2 separate regions of the Homo sapiens genome follow, and region 2 is linked to region 1. Evidence: read pairs that join two places in POLR2A ChIA-PET (ENCODE). Cell type or tissue: K562. All regions are shown on one strand. Region 1 holds the start of KHDC4 (KH domain containing 4, pre-mRNA splicing factor). Region 2 overlaps GON4L (gon-4 like).

Region 1 (4,000 bases):
CTTTTTGGGGTGATGAAAATAATCTGGAATTAGATAATGATGATTGTGGCACAATCTTGTGGACACACTAAAAAACACTGAATTGTGCACTTAAATTTACTCTTTAAAAAGGGTAAATTTATGGCATAGGAGTTACATCACAAATTTTTTAAAATGACAAATATAATAAATAATGTAATTTCAATCAGAATCCCAACAGCATTGTGTTTTGGGGAGAAGAGGAAAAGGGGCACTTTGGGGAGGCCGAGGTGGTAGGATCGGTTGAGCCCAGGAGTTTGAGACCAGCCTAGGCAAAATAGTAAGACACCCCCCACCCCCGCACCCCCTACCACCCCGGTCTCTTAAAAAAAAAAAAAAAAAGCCAGGTGTGGTGGCCCGTGCTTGTAGTCCCAGCTACTTCAGAGGCTGAGGTGGGAGGATCAGGAGACTCATTGAAGCTCCAAGACATCCTAAAGGTTAGAAACCTTTAGCCTCGGCAGGGCGCGGTGGCTCACGCCTGTAATCCTACCACTTCGGGAGGCCGAGGCGGGTGGATCACCTGAGGTCAGGAGTTTGAGACCAGGCTGGCCAACATGGCTAAACTGTGTCTCTACTAAAAATACAAAACAACAACAACAAAAAATTAGCTGGGCGTGGTGGCGGGCACCTGTGATCCCAGCTACTTGGGAGGCTAAGGCAGGAGAATCGTTTGAACCCGGGAGGCGGAGAGTGGTTAGCCGAGATCGCGTCATTGCACTTCAGCCTGGGTGACGGAGCGAAACTGTCTCAAAAAAAAAAAAAAAAAAAAAAAAGAAACCTTTAGCCTACAGAATCAACTCAAACTCCTCAGCATAGCATTCAAGGCCTTTCATCTTCTGGCCTCCCACTCCAGCCAGCTCAACCGTTAAGTACACAGATGCCAGAACAGGGTGCTCCATAACCTATGCTTGATCGCCTCTCCAGTACTCAACCGGCTTTTTAGCGTCCCATTCTTAAACGCTCCAGCAAGATGAGCAGCTTATCTTCTTCGACCTTTGCTTAATATACAACTCTATCATACATATTTGCCTGCGTACCTGCCTTGCCACATTGAGAGTACCAGAATGGCAGGGCCTGCGGCTTATTCATCTTTTTATTTTTATATTCCCTGCTTGGTGCACAGAAATGAAGCAAACAAACAGAGAAATTCTCCAAATGATCTTTGCAACGAATCCTTTTCCTTTTCCTAAGTAACAGAAACGTGAAACGGGCAAAAGCCGCGGGAAGGCTGTCTCCCCAGACAGAAACTAGGACTCAACACAAACGTAGCGGAATTTGAGGAGAAACCTGTTTAATCTCCTGACTCATGCATATTGTCTTCTAGTCTAACAACATGCCCACGATAAAGATGGATTCAGCTAGCCCCGATTCCGCATTTATAGTAGGCACAGCAGCCATCTTTCTTAAGGTTAAGGCGCAACCCGGAAGATCACACCCTACCTGCCTCAGAAACGCCAGATGCCTTTAAATCATCGAGAGTCCAATCGGAATCGACATTTTCACCGGAACCGCTCGGCCCCACGACCGGAAGAGGCTGTGCGTAAGAACGTTGGGGGCGGAAGTGACGAGAGGTGGTAGTCGGATAGTTGGCGGGTGGTTGAGTAGAAGCGGTCGCCATGTCCGCGGGGAGCGCGACACATCCTGGAGCTGGCGGGTACGGCTTCAGGGGCGAGGGCATCGGAGCGAGCACTGGGGCGCAGGAGAGGCGGAGGGACCCTGAGAAGCTGCGTATAGGGTGGAAGGGTCCTTAAGTGGGAAGTAAAGGGCTGGACGTTTGGGGAGAAGGATCTTGAGCAGGCCTGGGGCCCTTAAAGGGCCGGCGGGGATCCGAGGGAGGAGGCAAACGGGGACTTTTGGAAGGGCGAGCCAAGGGGAAGGCGTAAACTAGAGCGTGTAGGATAGAGTGGAGTCTTTCGATATAGGTGACAGTAGAAACGAAAGATTTTGGGGAAGGGTTGAAAGTGGGGGTTTGTTAAATAAGCAATAATTGTTTAAGGAGAGGGGAGTTTTAGATTTGGAAGGTGATTCGGAGGTGTAAATGGAATATAATAGAGGGAAAATGGGGTGCTAAGGCGTAGTAAGGAAAGAATAACATACACGAAAGCTTTGGGGCCTAATGTTTTCCTTTTTCTCCATGTAGGCGCCGCAGCAAATGGGACCAACCAGCTCCAGCCCCACTTCTCTTCCTCCCGCCAGCGGCCCCAGGTGGGGAGGTCACCAGCAGTGGGGGAAGTCCTGGGGGCACCACAGCTGCTCCTTCAGGAGCCTTGGATGCTGCTGCTGCTGTGGCTGCCAAGATTAATGCCATGCTCATGGCAAAAGGGAAGCTGAAACCAACTCAGAATGCTTCTGAGAAGGTATTTGAAGTTGAAGGGTCTCCACTAATTGCGAATTTAATAGTTGTTTTGCCGGGCGCGGTGGCTTACGCCTGTAATCCCAGCACTTTGGGAGGCCGAGGCGGGTGGATCACAAGGTCAGGAGTTTGAGACCAGCCTGACCAACATGGTGAAACCCCGTCTCTACTGAAAATACAAAAATTAGTCGGGCATGGTGGCACGCGCCTGTAATCAGCTACTCAGGAGGCTGAGGCAGAACTGCTTGAACCCGGGAGGCGGAGGTTGCAGTGAGCCGAGATTGTGCCAGTGCACTCTAGCCTGGGCGACCCAATGAGACTCCGTCTCAAAAAAAAAAAAAAAAAGTTGTTTGTAATCCTGTAATCGCATAATAATTTGTGTTAGTAAAGGATAAATGGATATAGTAGTTGAGAGATCATTTAGTTTTGGAATGTTCCAGAACACATTTTGTTACAAATACATATTTACGAGGCGTTTTTGATTGGGCTGATTACATTTATGGACCAAATACCTTGTCTTGTCCTTGTTCACTTAGTTCAGCTTAAGCTGTATTTCCATAGTCATTTAAAGCAACATAACATGTTTTTAATATATGTGCTTTTTCCCTGAAGTCAGAGGAGTTCAGGTAAATCAAGTGAGCCCCATAGTGTCATCTCTAATTAGAACCTGTAGGGTTTTATTTATTTATTTATTTATTTTGATAGAGTCTCACTCTGTCACCAGCCTGAAGTGCAGTAGTGGGGTGATCTCGGCTCACTACAACCTCTGTCTCCTGGGTTCAAGTGATTCTGATTCTGCTGCCTCAGCCTCCCGAGTAGCTGGGATTACAGGTGCATGCCACCATGCCCGGCTAATTTTTTTTTGTGTTTTTAGTAGACAGGGTTTCACCATGTTGACCAAGCTCATCTCTGCCTCCCAAAGTGCTGGGATTACAAGTATGAGCCACCAGGCGCAGCCTATTGTTTGCAAAGATTGTGTGAGTCAGTCATCCATTTATAAGGTTTATGAGGAAAAATTAAAAGCATCTTGACAAAGATGTAGTGCTCCTTGTATATTAAGATTTTTAATACTGATGTTAATCGTTTAAGCTCTTTTTTTTTCTTAAAATAATAATCTTTAGGTAGTTGACCTCAGCAGGATACATAAACACTGGATTTAGAATCATAAAACCTAAAAACCCAGAATCCACAGTTTGAAACCCAGAATCCACAGTTACTGGTTACATGGCTTTGGCATAATGAAACTCAGCTTTCTCGTTGGTAATATATACCTGCATTGTGTAGTGCAGTAGTCACTAGCTTCATGTGGCAATTTAAATTAAAATTAAGGGGCTGGGTGTGGTGACTCACACCTGTAGTCCCAGCTCCTCTGTAATTCTTCTTGGATTCTTGGAAGGCTGAGGTGGAAAGATCACCTGAGCCTAGGAGCTTGAGGTTGCATTGAGCTGTCATTTTGCCATTGCACTCCAGCCTGAGCAGCAGAGTGACACCTTGTCTAAATAATACAAATAATTAAATACTCTCAGGCTCCATATCTGTGAGAAATAAATTCCTGTTGTTTAAGCAAAAAGCAAAGCAAAACCAAAATACAATTTAAAATTTAGACCTTTAGTCACATTAGCCACCTGC
Region 2 (4,000 bases), 100 kb after region 1:
GGAGAATCGCTTGAACCCGGGAGGCGAGGTTGCAGTGAGCCGAGATTGTGCCACTGCACTCCACCCTGGGTGACAGAGCAAGATGTCGTCTCAAAAAAAAAAAAAAAAAACGAAAACAAAACACACATTGAGGGGGAACAAAGGGGACACTCATCTTTTCGTGGAGGCCAAATGGTGCCAGTCAGTCTTTGGGTTCAAGCAATTCTCATGCCTCAGCCTCCCAAGTACCTGGGACTACAGGCGTGCACCACCATGGCTGGCTAATTTTTTGTATTTTTAGTAGAGCCGGGGTTTTGCTCTGTTGCCCAGGCTAGTATCGAACTCCTGAGCTCAGGCAATCCACCTGCCTTGGCCTCCCAAAGTGCTAGGATTACAGGCGTGAGCCACGGTGCTCAACCCAATCAGTCTTAATTTAGGGTCTGGCTAAAGGTCTCCCTCAGTTCCTTTTGGCTTATTATTGGTCTCTTCATGGTCACCAAGGAATGACGCAGGTGAACCCCAAATTGGGGCTCAGCCCAGGAGCATTCTTGGCTTCGCACTGGAAGGAATCATGAATGGGCCAACAGTGAATTGAAAGTAAGTTTATTAGAGCAACAGAGGAAGGGAAATGGCTGCTCTGTAAGAGAAGCAGCCGCAGCAGCAGACCTGCGGATTGCTGGCTAGCTGTATGTATACAAAGACAACATGGAAAAAAAATGAAACGGTGCCAAATGCCAAAATACCCAGAGTATCCAGGCATCAGCCCATGAGGGTCCCCATACCAAATGACGAAAATCCCAGAGCACCTAGGGGGTGGCCAACAGTGACCCTCAAAAGCATGAGACCTGTATAGCCATATATATATGGGTATACTTTGATTATATGCTAAAATAAGGGGCAGATTTTTTTTTTTTTTTAATTGATCATTCTTGGGTGTTTCTCGCAGAGGGGGATTTGGCAGGGTCATAGGACAATAGTGGAGGGAAGGTCAGCAGATAAACAAGTGAACAAAGGTCTCTGGTTTTCCTAGGCAGAGGACCCTGCGGCCTTCCGCAGTGTTTGTGTCCCTGGGTCCTTGAGATTAGGGAGTGGTGATGACTTAACGAGCATGCTGCCTTCAAGCATCTGTTTAACAAAGCACATCTTGCACCGCCCTTAATCCATTTAACCCTGAGTGGACACAGCACATGTTTCAGAGAGCACAGGGTTGGGGGTAAGGTCACAGATCAACAGGATAAGAATTTTTCTTAGTACAGAACAAAATGAAAAGTCTCCCATGTCTACCTATTTCTACACAGACACGGCAACCATCCAATTTCTCAATCTTTTCCCCACCTTTCCCCCCTTTGTATTACACAAAACCGCCATTGTCATCATGGCCCGTTCTCAATGAGCTGTTGGGTACACCTCCCAGACGGGGTGGTGGCCGGGCAGAGGGGCTCCTCACTTCCCAGTAGGGGCGGCTGGGCAGAGGCGCCCCTCACCTCCCGGACGGGGCGGCTGGCTGGGCAGAGGGGCTCCTCACTTCCCAGTAGGGGCAGCTGGGCAGAGGCGAAGGGGCGGATTTTTAATGGATTTTCTGGAAAAGGGGCGAGGACTTCCCGGAACTGAGAGTCCCTCCCCTTTTAAACCATATAAGGTAACATCTGGGGGTTGCCATGGCATTTGTAAACTGTCATGGTGCTGGTAGGAGGTTCTTTTAGCATGCAGATAAAAGGAGGGCAACAGGAGGTGGCTTTCATCACCATCTTGCTTTTAGCTGGTTTTGGCCAGTTTCTTTGATCAGCTCCTGTTTTGTTCAGCGGGGTCTTTCGAACAGTGCTTGGAAAACAAGTCCTGCTGATCTCCTACCTCAAATGGAATGTGAGGTGACAATAGGGCCAGCAAGCAAAAATAGAAATCTGAGATTGAAGTTTAGTAAGAGGCAAGGACTAGAAATGTTCAGTGTTAGTCATGGTTCTTCTCCATGGAAACAGACATGGAGGGGGAAGAGCAGTGGATTGAAGACAACCTTGCCTTGAGGAAGAAGATAACAGAGAAGGAACAACTGGAGAAGTAATAGTAAAAGTGAAAAGAGGAAGGAGAGCTTTAAGAACAAGGTACTTTAAAATGTAAATTTAAAATTTAGTAGCAAAGGAGGGATAAGGATAATACCTGAGAAAAAGGTTACATTTGAAGATTGATGATCTTGGAGAGTAGATTCAGGAGTTTGTTGGGGAAAGGACATTATATGAAGCAGTTAAAGAGGAAGGAATGGGGCTGGGAACAGTGGCTCACACCTGTAATCCCAACACTTTGGAAGGCCAAGGTGTGAGGATCTTGTGGCCAGGAGTTCAAGAACAGCCTGGGCAAGATAGCTAGGTTCCATCTCTACAGAAAATTTTAAAAATTAGCCAAGTGTGGTAGTGCATCCCTGTAGTCCTAGCTACTCAGGAGTAGCTAGGGGGATAGCTTGAGCCCAGGAGTTCAAGGTTGCAGTGAGCTCTGATCGCACCACTGCATTGCAACCTGGGTGACAGAGCAAGACCTTGTCTGTAAAAAAAAGAAAAAGGAGGAGGAATGAAACCCCAGAGATTTTTCTTTCTTTCCTCTCCCCCATCCCCCTCCTCCCCTCCTCCCTTCCTCCCCTCCTCCTCTCCTCCCCTCTCCTCCCCACTCTCCTCTTCCCTCTTATCCCCTTCCCTCACCTCCCCTCCCCTTCCTTCCCTTTTTTTTTTTTTTTTTTTTTTTTTTTGGAGACAGAGTCTCGCTTTGTTGACCAGGCTGGAGTGCAGTGGTGTGATCTCGGCTCACTGCAAGCTCCACCTCCCGGGTTCACGCCATTCTTCTGCCTCAGCCTCCCGAGTAGCTGGGACTACAGGCACCTGCCATCATGCCTGGCTAATTTTTTGTATTTTTAGTAGAGATGGGGTTTCCCCGTAGCCAGGATGGTCTTGATCTCCTGACCTTGTGATCTGCCCGCCTCGGCCTCCCAAAATGCTGGGATCACAGGTGTGAGCCACCATGCCTGGCCTTCCTTCCTTTTTTTGCAGTGGGAGAATGGGTGAGAAATAGCTAGAGAAGGCAGCGAGATTATTGCATATTTTTTCAAGATAAGTTGTCAGAAGGAACTGGAGGAAATTATAAGATTAAAATGCTAGAGAAGGAATGGATAAATAACTATGGGTTCATAGTCACTCAGTTATTGATAAGTGTAATTAAGAGATTTTAAAAATCAGTTCACAGATATCCGGATTTAAATAAACATTTATTGTTTAGTATTATCTGTGATATCACTCCCCTTCATTAATCTGGAGAACTGAAAATTGATTATACTACTTTGCACTTTAATTAGTTGTATATACAAGTAATAGCAATAAAAGTACACTATGAGTGTCTCTCCAGAATTTTTCTTCAAGTAACTTTTTTTTTTTTTTTTTTTGCCAATCAGATAATGTAACACAAAACAGAGAGGAAGAAAGAAAGATTGACAATTCACATATATCTACTTTGGAAAATATTGAAAACTTTAAAGGAGAAAATAAAAATCACCCGTAGCCCTGCTGTTTAGTATGTGTTTTTGTTGTTTTACTTTCTTTTAAGTAACATTTTAGTTTTCTGATTATGAAAGCAGCAGCATCATATACACTGTAGAAAAAATGAAAATACATAGAAAGATAGTTGGATTATTTTCAAGTATTGACATTTTGTTACAATTGATACCTTTTTGTTGTTGTTATTGTTTGTTTGTTTGTTTGTTTTTGAGACAGAGTCTCGCTCTGTCACCCAGGCTGGAGTGCAGTGGCATGATCTTGGCTCACCACAACCTCCACTTCCTAGGTTCAAGCAATTCTCCTGCCTCAGCCTCCCGAGTAGCTGGGATTACAGGCGCCTGCCACCACACCTGGCTAATTTTTGTATTTTCAGTAGAGGTGGGGTTTCCCCATGTTGGTCAGGCTGGTCTTGAACTCCTGACCTTGTGATCCACCTGCCTCGGCCTCCCAAAGTGCTGGGATTACGGTGTGAGCCACTGCGCTAGGCG

The links. Peaks named below come from ENCODE experiments on the same cell type or tissue, not always from the same donor. Only the 100,000 strongest peaks of a DNase experiment are listed, where the experiment ranks them.
Region 2: POLR2A ChIA-PET joins it to region 1 with 7 read pairs; 6 of 35 experiments call an interaction of 5 or more read pairs at or near these places.

Annotation. Positions count from the first base shown.
Region 1 is chr1:155,932,008-155,936,007 of GRCh38, reverse strand. KHDC4 (KH domain containing 4, pre-mRNA splicing factor) reads left to right here and starts at 1,595. Exons shown (of 14, transcript NM_014949.4): 1 at 1,595-1,672; 2 at 2,159-2,375. The coding sequence starts at 1,635. It overlaps LOC107985207 (a long non-coding RNA gene), which reads right to left and starts at 1,540. Exons shown (of 2, transcript XR_001738244.2): 1 at 1,459-1,540; 2 at 1-760. RefSeq lists enhancers at 1,359-1,518, 1,619-1,928, 1,468-2,034, 890-2,089. In K562, a CTCF peak has its summit at 1,351; DNase peaks (open chromatin) are centred at 924, 1,507 and 2,227; H3K4me3 peaks cover 2,876 bases.
Region 2 is chr1:155,832,360-155,836,359 of GRCh38, reverse strand. The region is part of intron 2 of GON4L (gon-4 like); the gene reads left to right. Among named protein-coding and RNA genes, the nearest start is that of GON4L, 23 kb to the left of the region's middle. RefSeq lists a silencer at 1,728-2,022. In K562, no CTCF peak of the experiment used is centred here; DNase peaks (open chromatin) are centred at 1,649 and 1,959; H3K4me3 peaks cover 1,400 bases.